3 separate regions of the Homo sapiens genome follow, and all the other regions are linked to region 2. A link is a loop called in an ENCODE intact Hi-C map of the cell type or tissue named here. Cell type or tissue: B cell. All regions are shown on one strand.

Region 1 (5,000 bases), 100 kb before region 2:
CCCAGGTCCCCCGGTTCGATGCTGACACCCCCACCTTCTGACCCCAGGAAGCTCCCCAGGACCCAGGTCCCCCGGTTCGATGCTGACACCCCCACCTTCTGAACCCAGGAAGCTCCCCAGGACCCAGGTCCCCCGGTTCGATGCTGACACCCCCACCTTCTGACCCCAGGAAGCTCCCCAGGACCCAGGTCCCCCGGTTCGATGCTGACACCCCCACCTTCTGACCTCAGGAAGCTCCCCAGGACCCAGGTCCCCCGGTTCGATGCTGACACCCCCACCTTCTGAACCCAGGAAGCTCCCCAGGACCCAGGTCCCCCGGTTCGACGTTGACACCCCTACCTTCTGACCCCAGGAAGCTCCCCAGGACCCAGGCCCCCCGGTTCGACGTTGACACCCCCACCTTCTGACCCCAGGAAGCTCCCCATGACCCAGGTCCCCCGGTTCGATGCTGACACCCCCACCTTCTGACCCCAGGAAGCTCCCCAGGACCCAGGTCCCCCGGTTCGATGCTGACACCCCCACCTTCTGACCCCAGGAAGCTCCCCAGGACCCAGGTCCCCCGGTTCGATGCTGACACCCCCACCTTCTGACCCCAGGAAGCTCCCCAGGACCCAGGTCCCCCGGTTCGATGCTGACACCCCCACCTTCTGACCCCAGGAAGCTCCCCAGGACCCAGGTCCCCCGGTTCGATGCTGACACCCCCACCTTCTGACCCCAGGAAGCTCCCCAGGACCCAGGTCCCCCGGTTCGATGCTGACACCCCCACCTTCTGACCTCAGGAAGCTCCCCAGGACCCAGGTCCCCCGGTTCGATGCTGACACCCCCACCTTCTGAACCCAGGAAGCTCCCCAGGACCCAGGTCCCCCGGTTCGACGTTGACACCCCCACCTTCTGACCCCAGGAAGCTCCCCAGGACCCAGGTCCCCCGGTTCGACATTGACACCCCTACCTTCTGACCCCAGGAAACTCCCCAGGACCCAGGTCCCCCGGTTCGACGTTGACACCCCCACCTTCTGACCCCAGGAAGCTCCCCAGGACCCAGGTCCCCCGGTTCGGAGTCCTGCTTCCCCCGGATGCAGCTCAGGATGCCTCTGTGGGTGGTCCTGGGGCAGGATTCCTTCCCGCCTTGTGAACGGGGTCCCGCCCAGTGTGGCCCCTGGGGTCCAGAACCCGCAGGCTGGGCCCTCCCATGACCTGGAGGCCGTCCCATTGCAGAGATAGGGCCCTAGAGTTCACCTGCAACACTGCAAGCCCCAGGCCCCCCAACCTGTCCCCAGACGGGCAGGTCCGTCTTCAGAGAGCTTCTCCCTAAGTTCTCACACCGCAGAATCCCCCCAGACCTCCCCCAAGCACAGCGTGTGGTGCCCCAGCCCTCTGCTGTGGTGACCATTGCCTGAGGCACCGACAGTTGTGTCTGAGTGGGCCAGGCCCTATGGGTCACTCCAGCCACCTTCGCTGCCAGGTGGGACCAACTGTGGCCATCCCACCGCCCAGAGGATGTTCCTGCCCCTTCTCCTTTCCTTGGCCTTTTGTCACTTTTTTTTTTTTTTTTTTTTGAGATGAAGTCTCACTCTGTCGCCCAGGCTGGAGTGCAGTGGTGTGATCTCAGCTCACTGCAACCTCTGCCTCCCAGATTCAAGCAATTCTCCTGCCTCAGCCTCCCGAGTAGCTGGGATTACAGGCATGTGCCACCACACCCGGCTAATTTTTGTATTTTTAGTAGAGATGGGGTTTCACCATGTTGGCCAGGCTGGTTTTGAACTCCTGACCTCAGGTGATCCACCTGCCTCGGCCTCCCAAAGTGCTGGGATGACAGACGTGAGCCACCGCACCCAGCCAGCATTTTGTCTTTTCTAAAATGAATCCCCAGGCCGGGCACAGTGGCTTGAACCTGGGAGGCGGAGGTTGCGGTGAGCGGAGATCTCGCCCTGAGACCCCCCGCCCGCCCCCTGCTCATTCCCACCGGGCAGGAACTCGTGGGCACGACCTCCTCTCGCACAGCCCTGTCCTGAAGGCCTCCATGGGCTCCTGGGATGGGAAGACACCCCTGAGGCGTGAACTCCCTCCAGGCCACACAGGACGTGAGCCTGAACCCAGAGGCTGGGCCACACCTGAGCATGTGCCTGGTGGGAGAGGAGGGGTGCGAATCCCTTAGGGAACCCCTTCCTCTGAGAGTCCTCACTCCTGCTGGCAGGCTCAGGGGTCCCCACTGCAATGGCCAAGACCCCCTGCAGGGCCCACCCCACTCACTGCTGGGGGAACCAGACCTCCTGGACAGAGGACCCCGGGCCCCGCCCCAGGACCCAGCCAAGGGCTGGGCTGGGAGGGAGAGGGGGAGGGAGGCGGGGAGGGTACACGCCCAGTCGCAAGCCCTCCAGGCTTTAAAGCTGTCCAATGGCAGCAGGCTGCTGTGAATGGGGTCCGACACAAATTTGTAAACCTTCTTAAAACATAAAACATAATGGGATTTTTTTGGCAATTTTTTTTTCGCTCATCAGCTATCGTTAGTGTATTTTATGTGTGGCCCAAGACAATTCTTCCAATGTGGCCCAGGGAAGCCAAAAGATCGGCCACCCCTGCTTTAAAGCACCTGCCCTGTTCCCGGAAACCCCCAGCCGGGACTGACGGGTGACTTCAGTCCAGAGGGTGCACAGCCTGCGGGTTCCGGGGAGGGGCCGCGTGGGGGGTTCTCGACCGCAGCCCTCCCACCCCAGGGCCACAGAGAGCCTGCGGGGGGCGGGGCTGAGTGTCCCGGGCCCCCAAAACCCGGCCCAGCGGGGGCAGGGTCCCCGCATCCTCGCATCCTCGGGGTCCGGCCCCTCGTCGCGTGTCCCGGGCTCTGGGCCCCGCCCGCCCCCCTGGCGCCCCCACCCCACGCCGGCCTCGACCCCCGCCACGGTTCCTCCGGTCTTTCCCTGAGTGTGCGCAGGAGGACGGGAGCTCCCAACGCACCGCAGAGGGGGCAGGGGGACCCCCAGGACCCGCCCTCCCGGCACCGCCTTTGTCCCCGCGCACCTGGCGGGGCTCGGGTTTCCCGGGCGGCGCTCGCTCCGGCCGCGCCCTCCCCGCCCTGGGCTCCCCCAGCTCTCGGTGGGCGCCGCGTCGTTAGCTGGAAACCAAAGAAGGGGCGCGACCGAGCCAGGCAGGTGGCCCAGAGGCCCAGGTGCAGCCCCTGCCCCGCCCAGGGCCCGACCATCCCAGCCCAGCCAGCGGGGGTGTGGGGTCCCCACCATCCCACAAAGGCACGTGGGGCCAGGTCCTCAAACTGACCACCCGGCCGCCCCTCCTGCTGCCTCCCCCCAGGCCCCGCCAGTGCCAGGGAAAGGGTTAAGTCCACCTGGCGACCGCACCTTTGTTTGCCCGAGAGCTGCACCTGCGCCCCAATTAACGTGGGCAAATGAAGTGAGACCGGGTCCAACAGGAAAGGAACCGCCCTCCTGTGTGCCAGGCGGCCCGCAGGGACCCAGGGCAGGGCCGGCTCGACACGCCCTGCAGCTCCCACCTGACCCCCTCCTGCCTCCCATCAGAGAAGCTGAAGCTCCCTGTGCTGGATCCTACTTTCTCAGAAGGTTTTAGGCTGGCCACTCAGCACCCCACACAAACACAGCATCTGGCCTAGCTCCTCTGCCCTGCCCAGCACCCACAGGGCCTCCACCTCCACGCCCACCGTCCCCAGTCCCCACCCTCACCCCCATCACCGTGTTTCTCAAAGCCCTGTCCCTTCCCCTTCCCTCGACCACACCATAGGCCAAGGGTTGCAGTAGCCCCCAGCCCAGCCCCCAGGCACCCAGAGGGCTGTGAACAGTGGGCCCCAGGCACACAGGGGGCTGTGAACAGCAGCAGGCTCCTTTTGGCCTTGGCCCTCTCAGCATGCAGCCCCCTGTCTCTTCAGTGGAGTGAGAGGGGCCGGCCTCTTAGCCAGGACTGGTTTGTGCCACCAGGGACCACACCAATTCCAGACCTGGGTTTTGGCCCCTGGACAGAGTACAAAATGCAAAAGCAGAATTTCCAGAAGCCGGACCCTGTGAGCTGCAGAAGCCGGGCCCTGTGAGCTGCAGACAGAATGAGGCGTGTCGGGATGGGAGACACCCGTGCTTCCAGCATTGCAAGGAGAATGTGGAACGCTCCGGAACCCCTCACCCTCAGCCTTGCCCACGGGAGCTGGGGCAGTGGCCCCTGCCCACCTGCACTCACCAGCTGTCCTGGCAGCGTGAGACCAGCCTGGTTGAGGTCTTTATGTCAGAGACCTTTGAACCAGAGCAACTCCATCTTGCACAGGGCCTGGGTAAAATGAGGCTGAGCCCGGCTGGGCCACGTTCCCATGAGGTCAGGCATCCTTAGTTACAGGATGAGATAGGAGGTTGGCACAAGACTGGTCACAAAGACCCCGCTGATAAAACAAGATGCTGTGAAGAAGCCGGCCCCAAATCACCAAAACCAAGACAGCCAGTCCTCACTGCTCATTATGCGCTGATTATAATACATTAGCATGAGAGACACGCCCACCAGCACCAGGACAGTTTAGTTGCCACGGCAACGCCAGGACGTTACCCTAGATGGTCTAAAAGAGGGAGGAACCCTCACTTCTGGGAATTGCCTGCCCCTTTCCCAGAAAAGTCCGGAATAATCCACACCATGTTTAGTACATATCAAGAAACAACAATAAGTATTCTCAGTGGAGTAGCCCAGGCCGCTGCTCAGCCTATGGGGCAGCCCTTCTCTTATTCCTTTACTTTCCTATTAAACTTGCTTTCAGTTTATCAGTGGACTCCCCCAAACTGTTTCTTGCTCGAGGTCCAAGAGCCCTCTTTGGGATCCCTTTCCGGTGACATTTACGCCCAGGGAATTTGTGCCCAAATGCACAGATCAGGCCCCTACCCTGAGGGCCCCCACTGCCTGCGACCATCCCATTCCAGACTCTCCCAGGCCCCTCCCTGGGGAGGGAGGTGGCAAGACCCTGTATCCAGGCCCCCGTGGTGGAGTGGGGTCTCCCGAAGGCC
Region 2 (5,000 bases):
CCGAACTCAGCCCTACTCACCATCAGGAGGCGTCGGAGGCACTGGAGTGAAGTGGGTCCCGGGTTTATCTGGAAGAAAACAAATCCCCAAGTTAGGCTCCTCTGAGCAGGCTCCTCCCTGTCCCATCCCTTTGCCCAGCCTGGAAAGGGGCACCCCTGCCCACCCCCCCCCCCCCACCGCTAGCCCCAGGGATCCAGGCTGCTGAAGGGTCCAGCCCTGACCCCATGGGCTGGCTGAGGTCTGAGACAGAGGCCCCTGCTTTTCTCTGCCCCTCCAGCCAAATAGTCATGGCCTGACCCCTGTCAGATGGGGCCCCAGCCACAGGGGTGCAGGCAGGACCCCCTTCCCTGGAAGAGTCCACCGCAGGTCCTGCCCTACCCCCAACTGCCGGCTCTCAGTGTAGCCGGCTGCCCCTCCCTCCCCAGCTCCCGCAGAAAGTGTTTCTGCAGCTTTGGGTGAGGGCCAGGCCCACTGAGAGCCCAAGGACGGCCTCCAGGGACCGAGGGGTCCGCAGAGTGACCCATCCCATCCCCGGGAAGCTGCCGGGAGCCCCGCGGACCCGCCGCGGCCTCCAGCCTCTATGTGCAGGGGCCTCGGGGTTGGGGCTTGGCCAGTGCGACGCCCCGCCCGCGGCCACCTACAGTTGTTGAGGAACAGCAGCACCGCGAAGCCGAGCGTGGCGGTGGCCAGCAGGATCAGGCAGGCGTTGCAGGGCACCATGAAGCCTCGCACCAGCAGGGAGGCGCCAGGCGGCTGCCGGGTGTCCCGCGCCAGCGGCAGCGGAGGCATGGCCCGGGGCTCCGGCTCTGCGCCCCACTCTCAGAGCGTGGGGGCTCCTCACGGGGTGCCCTTGGGCCTCTTCAGGGCTGCTCGCCCCATCCTGGGACCCCTGGGGCGGCGGACAGCAGCTGTGCCCTCAGAGTTCACCCAGTCACAGCCCTGGGGGTGCCAGGTCCCGGCTCCAGTCCTCCAGGCTCATCGTGGGAGGAGGGCAGAATTCTCCCGGAGTAGAAATCCCAAATGTGGGCTCCGAGGTAGGCGGAGGAGGGACTGGGAGCCCGCAGCCACCCCTGCTGCCCACAGCCTCCCCGGGCTGGCCGCCAGCGCTCGGTCTTCCCGGAGCCCCCGGAGCCGCGCAGGCCGGAGAGGCGGTGCGCGCGGCAGGTGCGCGGGGGCCGGGCGCCGAGGGTCTGCTGTCCCCGTCCCCGGCAGAGGCGGAAGCGGCGATAGGAGCGGGCAGGCAGGAGGGGCGGCCGCGTCGGGAGCGAGAAGAAAGCGCCGCCTGCGGAGGCCGCGCCGGGTCCCGGGCTCCCTCCAGCTCCCCTCGTCCCCGCGGGGCTGGGGAGGTGAGTGAGGGGCGAAGACGCCGCGGAGGGAGGGCGGGAGCAGAGACAAAGGAAGCCGCCTCCAGGGACCCCGGCGTCCGCGGGGAGTTCCAGAGGATCGGGCGGATGCGGACGGGAGAGCGCCGCACAAAAGGGAACGCCGGGCAGGCGGGGCCGGGGGTGCTCGGCTGGGGCTGGGGCTGGGGCTGGGCCCGGGGCCGGGAGCGCTGGGGCTGGGGCTGGGCCGGGACTGGGGCTGGGGTGGCTGAGGCTGGGGCCGAGGGTGGGCCTGAAGGTGTTGGGACTGGGGGTGGGACTGGGGCTGGGCCTGGGGGCGCTGAGGCTGAAGCTGGGGCCGGGGGTGGGACTGGGGGCGCTGGGGCTGGGCCGGGGGTGGGACTGAGGCTGCGGGCGTTCAACTGGGATTGAGTCGAGGGCAGCGGTGGGGCTGGGCCGGGGGAGCAGGGGTCGCGCCGGGCAGCGTCGCGTGCTGGAGCGGAGGCGGGTGCGGCCGGGGCAGGTCGCGGGAGGAGGAAGCGCCTGGGGAGCAGGAGCTGGGCCGGGCGGGTCCGCGCCCCGCACCCGCGGGGGTGAATCGGAGTCGCCGCAGGGGGCTCGGGGGGCCGCGTGCGACCGCGTGTGCGCGTCGTCGTGCGTGTGCCCGCGAGTGTCTGCGCCCGCGGCCCCGCCCTGGCGGGGCGTAGGTGGGGGAGGGCCCCAGGTGCGGCGCGAGCTGGAGGGTGGAGTGAGGTGAGCGGCCCAGAAATCGCCTCGCCCACTTTCCCCTGGGGATTGACAGTGGCTCCTCCAGTCGCCGGCGCCCCCGACTCCCGCGCGGGGCGGGGTCATGCAAATGAGCCCCATGCAAATTGCGGCGGGGACTCCCTGCGGGTCCGTGGGGCTGGAACGCCCCCAAGAGGCCGTTCCGGGAACGTCCGGGCCCTGACGTCACTGCGGCCCGGGGCGGGGAATGGGGGTCTGGGCCCATCTGGGACTCCTGACGCGTAGTCCGGCGTCCCCACACCCGCCCCCGTAGGTCGCCCCTCTCCCTGGCCGCTGCCCAGCCGGGGGATCCGGGGGTAAGGGAGGGGCCCGTCCGGTCCGGTGTGTGCACCATCCCCTAGAGTCCATGCCAGGCCCGACCACCCTGGAGGCCAGAATCTCTCGGCGACCGCACCTCAGCGCCCCCGCACACCCCTGGCCACCCGCAGCCTTTGGAAGGGACCCCTGCGCACCCATTACCCTGCCCTCTCCTCTGTCCCTGCAATGACCGACCCCATTCCCCAAGCCCCAGCTCCAGGAAAGCAAGGACCCGGCGCCAGGGCGCTTCTGCTCCGCCAGTCCCCTCCAGCACCGCGGACCAAGCCATCTGCCACACTCGGTCTCACCCACTCTGCAGACGACAGCTGCCGGCAGCCACCAGTGCCACCGCGTGGTCACACCCAGGCCTCACCTCAGTCCACCCCAGAGGACCCACTGCCCACACCTGCTGCCTTCCTGGAGTCCCCCAGCCGGGTGTCTGGGCCCCTCAACCCCATGGCCTCCATCTGGACTCTCCCCAACGCCTCCTTCCTTCCAGGTGCCCTGTCTCACCTCCTGGTCAGGCTCCTCCAAGGGCCCCAGCCAAATCCCACCAACCCCACCTTAGCTGGGAAGGTCCTGTCTTGCCAGCTCCCTCTCTTGGGACTCCTTTCCACCCCACAGCCAGGGACCAGCACCATGCCCCATCACCCAGACAGGAGGCCTCCACATCTCTACGGCCCTGGAACCTGGTGTTCCAATGAAACCCTGCAGGAAAATCCAAACTCAGCCAAGGGTTCTCACCCACCCCAAGCCACGTCCCATCCAGAGCAGCTGTCAAAGGAAGCACTTGGAGACCCACCCCTGCTGGCCTCACTCTCTCCTCAGGGGAGCTCCTACCCCAACCACCCCACCCTGCTGGACCTTGGCACTGTCCACACCAGGCTGACAGTGTTCCGGCGGTGCTGACTGTGGGTGCCCCGGGCAGGGTCTGACTTTTTATCTCCCCAGCGCAGGGTGTGACCCAGGGATGAGAAAACCCAGAACAGGACTTGCTGTGTGCAGAGGCAGGTGGTTCACATGCATTCCCCATTTCTCACCTCCCAGCTCTGAGTCCCAGGGGCAGTGCCAGGGTCAAACCCAGGCCGTGCTACCAGGTCACGCGCCAGCCCGCCTGCTGCCACCACCTTCAGCCATGGGATCTCTGGGCGGGCTCTGCAGGAGGAGGACAGGTACCACAATGTGGGAGGGGTGGGGGAGCCCCAGGTACGGGCTGGCAGAGGGGGCCTCAAACACTGCCTGGGAAGTTTGCCCCCACACAGAGAGACCCTGGGATCTGCCAGCAAAGGGGGCCCAACAAGCTGAAAGTCACGTGGGGGGCCTGGCTGCCCCAGGCCGACACTGGAATGAGGCTTAGGGCCCCTTGGGCTGGGCCAGGGGAAGGGGAACCAGGCAGGCAGCCTGGCCCCACCCAGCCCCAGTCAGTGTCTGAGCCCCCCACAGAGGCCCAGATGCCTTCAGAAAGACAAAGGGCCATTGAGGCCCCAGGCCCAGCCAGGGAGGGAGCTCAGGCGACATGAGCTATTTTGGGATCTTCAGACAAAATCATTCAGCCCTGACCAGCCCACGCAGGCTCATGTGCAGGAAAGAGTACTAGCCCCCTGGTCCCTGATCTCACACTCACAGCACCATGCACCGCACACACATACACACACATGCTGATCTCACACTCAGCACCATGCACTGCACACACACAGACATGCTGATACACTCACAGCACCATGCACTGCACACACACATGCTGATCTCACACTCAGCACCATGCACTGCACACACACAATCTCACACAGCACCATGCACTGCACACACACACATCTCACACAGCACCATGCACCGCACACACACACACACAATCACACTCACAGCACCATGCACTGCACACACACACATGCTGATACACTCACAGCACCATGCACTGCACACACACATGCTGATCTCACACTCAGCACCATGCACTGCACACACACACACATGCTGATCTCACACAGCACCATGCACTGCACACACACACACGCTGATCTCACAGCACCATGCACTGCACACACACACATGCTGATCTCACACAGCACCATGCACTGCACACACACACACGCTGATCTCACAGCACCATGCACTGCACACACACATGCTGATCTCACAGCACCATGCACTGCACACACACACACACACACATGCTGATCTCACAGCACCATGCGCTGCACACACACACACACACATGCTGATCTCACACAGCACCATGCACTGCACACACACACACTGATCTCACAGCACCATGCACTGCACACACACACATGCTGATCTCACACTCAGCACCATGCACTGCACACACACACACGCTGATCTCACAGCACCATGCACTGCACACACACATGCTGATCTCTCAGCACCATGCGCTGCACACACACACGCTGATCTCACACAGCACCATGCGCTGCACACACACGCTGATCTCACAGCACCATGCACTGCACACACACACATGCTGATCTCACACAGCACCATGCACTGCACACACACACACGCTGATCTCACAGCACCATGCACTGCACACACACACACACATGCTGATCTCACACAGCACCATGCGCTGCACAC
Region 3 (5,000 bases), 340 kb before region 2:
CGGGGCGCGAGCTGTGTTGGAAGCAAAGTCCTCCTTGTGGGTTGGGGTGGCGGAGGGAGAAGGGAAGCGAGGGTCGCGGCGGGACCAGACGCCCCAGTCCCGGCCCGCCCGCGACTACTGAAGGCGCTGCCGCCTGACCTGAACGGGCACTTGTGTTCCAGCTCCCCTGGGACCTGTGGCCGCCGCCCACAGACCATGCTCCTGGGGCGCCTGACTTCCCAGCTGTTGAGGGCCGTTCCTTGGGCAGGTAGGAAGCCGCGCGGGGGCGGATGGGAGGATGCACACCTGGTTAGGAGTGCGGGTCTCAGCAGCTCCGCTGGGGCAGGGCCGGTGGCCACACACACACTCTTTCCCCTCTAAGCTTCCGATGCTCACAGAGGGAACCTCAGGGGTTCAGGCCAGGAATGAGGTGCGGGGGATCCTCGCTGGGACGAACCTGCTGCTCCTCAACCCGACGGGCCTGTGTGGTCTCGCGAGCGGTGACCGTGGCGTCTGGTTTTCTGCAGGCGGCCGCCCGCCTTGGCCCGTCTCTGGAGTGCTGGGCAGCCGGGTCTGCGGGCCCCTTTACAGCACATCGCCGGCCGGCCCAGGTAGGGCGGCCTCTCTCCCTCGCAAGGGGGCCCAGCTGGAGCTGGAGGAGATGCTGGTCCCCAGGAAGATGTCCGTCAGCCCCCTGGAGAGCTGGCTCACGGCCCGCTGCTTCCTGCCCAGACTGGATACCGGGACCGCAGGGACTGTGGCTCCACCGCAATCCTACCAGTGTCCGCCCAGCCAGATAGGGGAAGGGGCCGAGCAGGGGGATGAAGGCGTCGCGGATGCGCCTCAAATTCAGTGCAAAAACGTGCTGAAGATCCGCCGGCGGAAGATGAACCACCACAAGTACCGGAAGCTGGTGAAGAAGACGCGGTTCCTGCGGAGGAAGGTCCAGGAGGGACGCCTGAGACGCAAGCAGGTGAGTGGCCCCCTGCTTGGCCCTGGGAGGGCAAAGTGCTGAGAACACGTTTCTTTGCCACGAATTACTTGGCGGTCCCTCTCTCTGCGTCTTGCAGATCAAGTTCGAGAAAGACCTGAGGCGCATCTGGCTGAAGGCGGGGCTAAAGGAAGCCCCCGAAGGCTGGCAGACCCCCAAGATCTACCTGCGGGGCAAATGAGTCTGGCGCCGCCCTTCCCGCCCGTTGCTGCTGTGATCCGTAGTAATAAATTCTCAGAGGACTCAGCCTTTCCTGCGGGTCTGGAGCTCCATTTGCCGGGTGTGAGGTCTCTCAGGATTGAGGCTGCTGCCAGTCCCAGGTGTTGCAGAAGACCCGGGCAGCAGGGTGGCAGATTGGCCGTCCCTCTCTCTAGCTGGCTCTTGGCCGCCGTCCAGAGGGTGCTGGGCCTGTAGGAGCCCCAGCCTCGCTGTGAGCAAATGTGTGCTGTGTGCAGTTCAGGCTAGGTGCTGTGGGATCACTGTGAACAGATCCCACAGCCCCTCCCTGAGCACCACATTCCCTGGGGAGGCCGACCCGGATGGCAGAAGTACAGGGGGACAGGACTGGGGTTTAGGGAGCACCCGGAATGCACGGGGTGATTCAGGTGTATTTCATGAGTGGAGGGTCGGGGAGGGCCTCATTGGGAAGGCAGGAAAGGTTCTGGTACCACTGGCAGTGGTGGATGGTGCCCGCCAGGCTCCGTGGACGTGATCCTCCAGTGGCCCTCCAAGCTTTCCGGCTACAGGGCCAGGGTGTTGGCCTTCCCAGGCATGTCTGCCATCTCCTGGGGCCCTGAGTGGACGTGGGGACTAAGCAGGAAGAGTTGTCCCAGAAGGGGTTCGGGGCTGGGGGGTGGCTGAGGAAAGGGTCTCGTTTACAGGGCCGAAGAATCCCTGAGGCTTAGGTTGAGCCAGAGGCCCCTGGTGTCTCCACGTTCCTCTGGGTGAAGAGGAGGAACGCATTATTCCCCCCCCCTTTTTTTTTGAGGAAGAGTCTCATTCCATCACCCAGGCTGGAGTGCAGTGGTGCGATCTCAGCTCACTGCAGCCTCTCCCTCCCAGGTTCCAGTGACTCTCCTGCCTCAGCCTCCTGAATAGCTGGGATTACAGGTGCCCGCCACCAAGCCCGGCTAATTTTTGTATTTTTGTTAGAGACAGGGTTTCACCATGTTGGCCAGGATGGTCTCGATTTCCTGACCTCAAGTGATCTGCCCGCCTCAGCCTCCCAAAGTGCTGGGATTACAGGCGTGAGCCCCTGCGCCTGGCTGGAACATGGTATTCCTAAGAGCAGGGATGTGCAGGGGCCCTTGGACTTGGGTAGCAGGGCATGGGTGGGCACTGGGAAGCTGCTGCCCCCAACAGCTCAGCGACAGGAGAGGGGCCTTTGCGTCCGCCCCAGGCGGTTGAGTGGAGGCTCTGGAGCCGCAGCCTCTCCCCCACCGTGTGTGAAGGCTGAAGGCTGGGCTGCCTCTCACCAGAGACGTGGGGGCCTCTTGTCTTTTGTCACAGAAATGTGTCTGAGACTCAAGCTTGAGTTCCTTGCCCATCAGACCTTGGGGAGGACTTGAGCGCTATTCCCAGCAGTTTCTCTAGAACAGGACGAACTTGTGGGTCACACATTGTCCTGGGAGTTGGGCCCTGGACGTGCCAGCCAGCGAGGTCAGTAGGCCTTGGCTGTGGGTCCCTGAGTGCACGGAGGGGTCTGGAGGCTGTAGCGGGTGGAAGTGCGCTTCCCCAGACCACCACAGGGGGGCAGCAGCCGGGCTCCTGGGTCCAGGGCTGGGGACCAGGACAGGTGGCAGGAAGCGTCTTGTGGGGCCCCAGCTGGGGTCACAGGCATCATTCCTGGGTCTGTTTTCCCAGCTGTGAGTGGGGCAGGGCTCCCAGGGCCGAAACTCTCCCAGGTGAAGTGGAGCCCGCTCAGTGCCAAGCCTGGCCCTGCCCCAGCCTCCCGGTGCTCTTGGCCACCACTGGCACCCTCTGTAGTGCTGCTGCCCCCCCGCGTTTCCTTCCATCCCGGGCTCACCTCCCCCTTCCCTGTATGAGGGAGGAGATGTGGGAAGCTGAGTGGACCTGTCCAGAGTCCTAGCCTGCAGAGCTCAGCTGGGCAGCCCGTGGTGGGGAGCAGCCCTACCCAGCTCAGGCACAGCCCTGGGACCCCCCTTGGCCCCGGCCTCCTCCACCCCTGCGTGGGGGCCGGCTTGGGGTGCTCCTGGGAGGCAGGTCAACCATGGCTTTGAGCCGCATCTGGAGACATCTGTGGTTGTCAGTGGGAGGTGCTACTGGCATGGGTGGGTGGAGGCCAGGGATGCTGCCACACACCCTGCACCATGAGGACATCCCCACGACGAACCCATCAGCTCACGTCAGCAGCGGTGGGTACCCCTGCTCCAGACGTCACCATCCCGGCGAGGCGGTGCCTCAGCTGTCCACTCCAGCTCCCGCAACCCAGGCCCCTCCTGCAGACCCACATCCTGCCCAGCCTGCAGAGCTCACCCTGCCTTGGCTTGGAAGCCTTTGTTGCCCAACCACAACCTTGGGAAGCAATTTTGGGGTTTTATTTTTATCTCTGCGGTTGCTCCCAGGCCACAAGAGGCCGTCCCTCCCCTCTTCTCTGTGGGGCCTCCACCCTGCCCCTGCCTGTGAGACATGCACCCCCCTCTCTCTGTTGCCTCTCCCCTGTTCTGGCCCTGGGCATCACCTGGGTGAGGGGCCAGAGGTGGGGTGGGCTGGGCTGGGGGCCTGTGGAGCTGCCAGCGACCTGCCCCTCACCACAGCGTGTCCTGGTGGTGTTCAGAGCTCCAGTTCCAACCAGGACTTGGCTCTGCTGGGGATGGTCCTGGTCAGTGGGGATGGTGCCCCAACCTCACGCCCAGTGGTGGCATTCATCAGTGGCCTCCATAATGGGGCACGTTGGTGAACTCAGCCCCACGCCTCTTCCTCTGGCTGCTGCGTCCCTGGCAAGCTGGTGTCTTCTGCGCCTTCCGCGGGGGCCGAGCCTGGGGCCTGGGGCCTGACCAGCCGCAGAGCTATGGCTTCAGAGCTTTCATGGACCATGGGCAAGGCCCTCAGCTCCCACCCCCGGTGCCCACCCAGGGCCCTGCCTGCTTCAGATGTGTGTGTGTTGGGGGGCAGGGAGGCAGCACACGTGTGTGCCAAGCCCAGAACCTCCAGGGAGCCGAGCTGAGCACTCACTGAACACGCCGTCTGAGAAGCACGCAGGTTGGCGGTGGCAACAGAGACCCTCGGCGTGGAGTGGAGTCTGGGAGGAAAGCTGGCTTCCCTGGGCTGGACCCCCCGAGCCTCCCGGGAAGGGCACTGGGAGGGGGGAAAGAACATTCCTATTTCAGGCTGGAGGAGTCTGGGTCCTGTTTCTGAATGCCATGTTTCTCTCATTCTTAGGTTACTACTTTTTTTTTTTTTTTTTTGAGATGGAGTCTTTCTCTGTCGCCAGGCTGAAGTGCAGTGGTGCAATCTCGGCTCACTGCAGTCTCCACCTCCCAGGCTCAAGCGATTCTCCTGCCTCAGCCTCCTGAGCAGCTTGGACTACAAGTGTGTGCCACTGTGCCCAGCTAATGTTTGTATTTTTAGTAGAGATGGAGTTTCACCATGTTGGTTAGGCTGGTCTCGAACTCCTGACCTCGTGATCTGCCCGCCTCGGTCTCCCACAGTGCTGGGATTACAGGCGTGAGCCGCTGCGCCCGGCCCGATAAGTTCTTTAGAGGAGTTACTTCATTGCACCACTGATTAGAATTAGCCATTTCATACGCGCCGAGCCTAAGTACAGAGTTTAACTTGCCGGGAAGCCATGAGCCAGCCCTGAGTCTGTGTGATTCCTAAGCTTAATTGTAAAAGTAAATTATTTTTATAAAAGTTATGCTTGTGGGCCAGGCGCGGTGGCTGTCGCCTGTAATCCCAGAACTTTGGGAGGCGGAGGCGGGCGGATCACGAGGTCAGGACATCGAGACCATCCTGGCTAACATGGTGAAACCCCGTCTCTACTAAAAATACAAAAAATTAGCCAGGCATG

Evidence for each region. Hi-C counts contacts between places; a loop is a spot of excess contacts. Peaks named below come from ENCODE experiments on the same cell type or tissue, not always from the same donor. Only the 100,000 strongest peaks of a DNase experiment are listed, where the experiment ranks them.
Region 1: it touches region 2 in a loop (26-fold over the local background); 3 of 110 quality-filtered maps call a loop at or near these places.
Region 3: it touches region 2 in a loop (29-fold over the local background); 8 of 110 quality-filtered maps call a loop at or near these places.

What each region holds. Positions count from the first base shown.
Region 1 is chr1:1,135,126-1,140,125 of GRCh38, reverse strand. LINC01342 (long intergenic non-protein coding RNA 1342) reads right to left here and starts at 3,109. Exons shown (of 3, transcript NR_038869.1): 1 at 3,016-3,109. The region is part of intron 1 of LOC124903820 (a long non-coding RNA gene); the gene reads right to left. RefSeq lists enhancers at 778-1,277, 1,278-1,779, silencers at 2,311-2,410, 2,481-2,560, 2,621-2,810, 2,911-3,160, 3,181-3,240 and a cis regulatory region at 4,192-5,000. In B cell, no CTCF peak of the experiment used is centred here; DNase peaks (open chromatin) are centred at 2,645, 3,105, 3,425, 4,505 and 2 weaker places; H3K4me3 peaks cover 1,698 bases; H3K27ac peaks cover 4,083 bases.
Region 2 is chr1:1,030,345-1,035,344 of GRCh38, reverse strand. It overlaps AGRN (agrin), which reads right to left. Exons shown (of 36, transcript NM_198576.4): 3 at 21-68. Among named protein-coding and RNA genes, the nearest start is that of AGRN, 13 kb to the right of the region's middle. RefSeq lists silencers at 1,223-1,372, 1,788-2,097, 2,017-2,137, 2,118-2,257, 2,318-2,497 and enhancers at 2,011-2,880, 4,621-5,000. In B cell, a CTCF peak has its summit at 2,243 (motif pointing left); DNase peaks (open chromatin) are centred at 614, 1,304 and 2,134; H3K4me3 peaks cover 1,881 bases; H3K27me3 peaks cover 2,325 bases.
Region 3 is chr1:1,369,952-1,374,951 of GRCh38, reverse strand. AURKAIP1 (aurora kinase A interacting protein 1) reads left to right here. Exons shown (of 4, transcript NM_017900.3): 2 at 162-247; 3 at 507-952; 4 at 1,050-1,216. The coding sequence starts at 196. The coding sequence ends at 1,151. Among named protein-coding and RNA genes, the nearest start is that of AURKAIP1, 2.8 kb to the left of the region's middle. RefSeq lists silencers at 1-4, 2,589-2,883, 3,142-3,191 and an enhancer at 2,247-3,014. In B cell, CTCF peaks have their summits at 2,504 and 2,711 (motif pointing right); DNase peaks (open chromatin) are centred at 741, 1,437, 2,731, 3,331 and 1 weaker place; H3K4me3 peaks cover 643 bases; H3K27ac peaks cover 1,185 bases.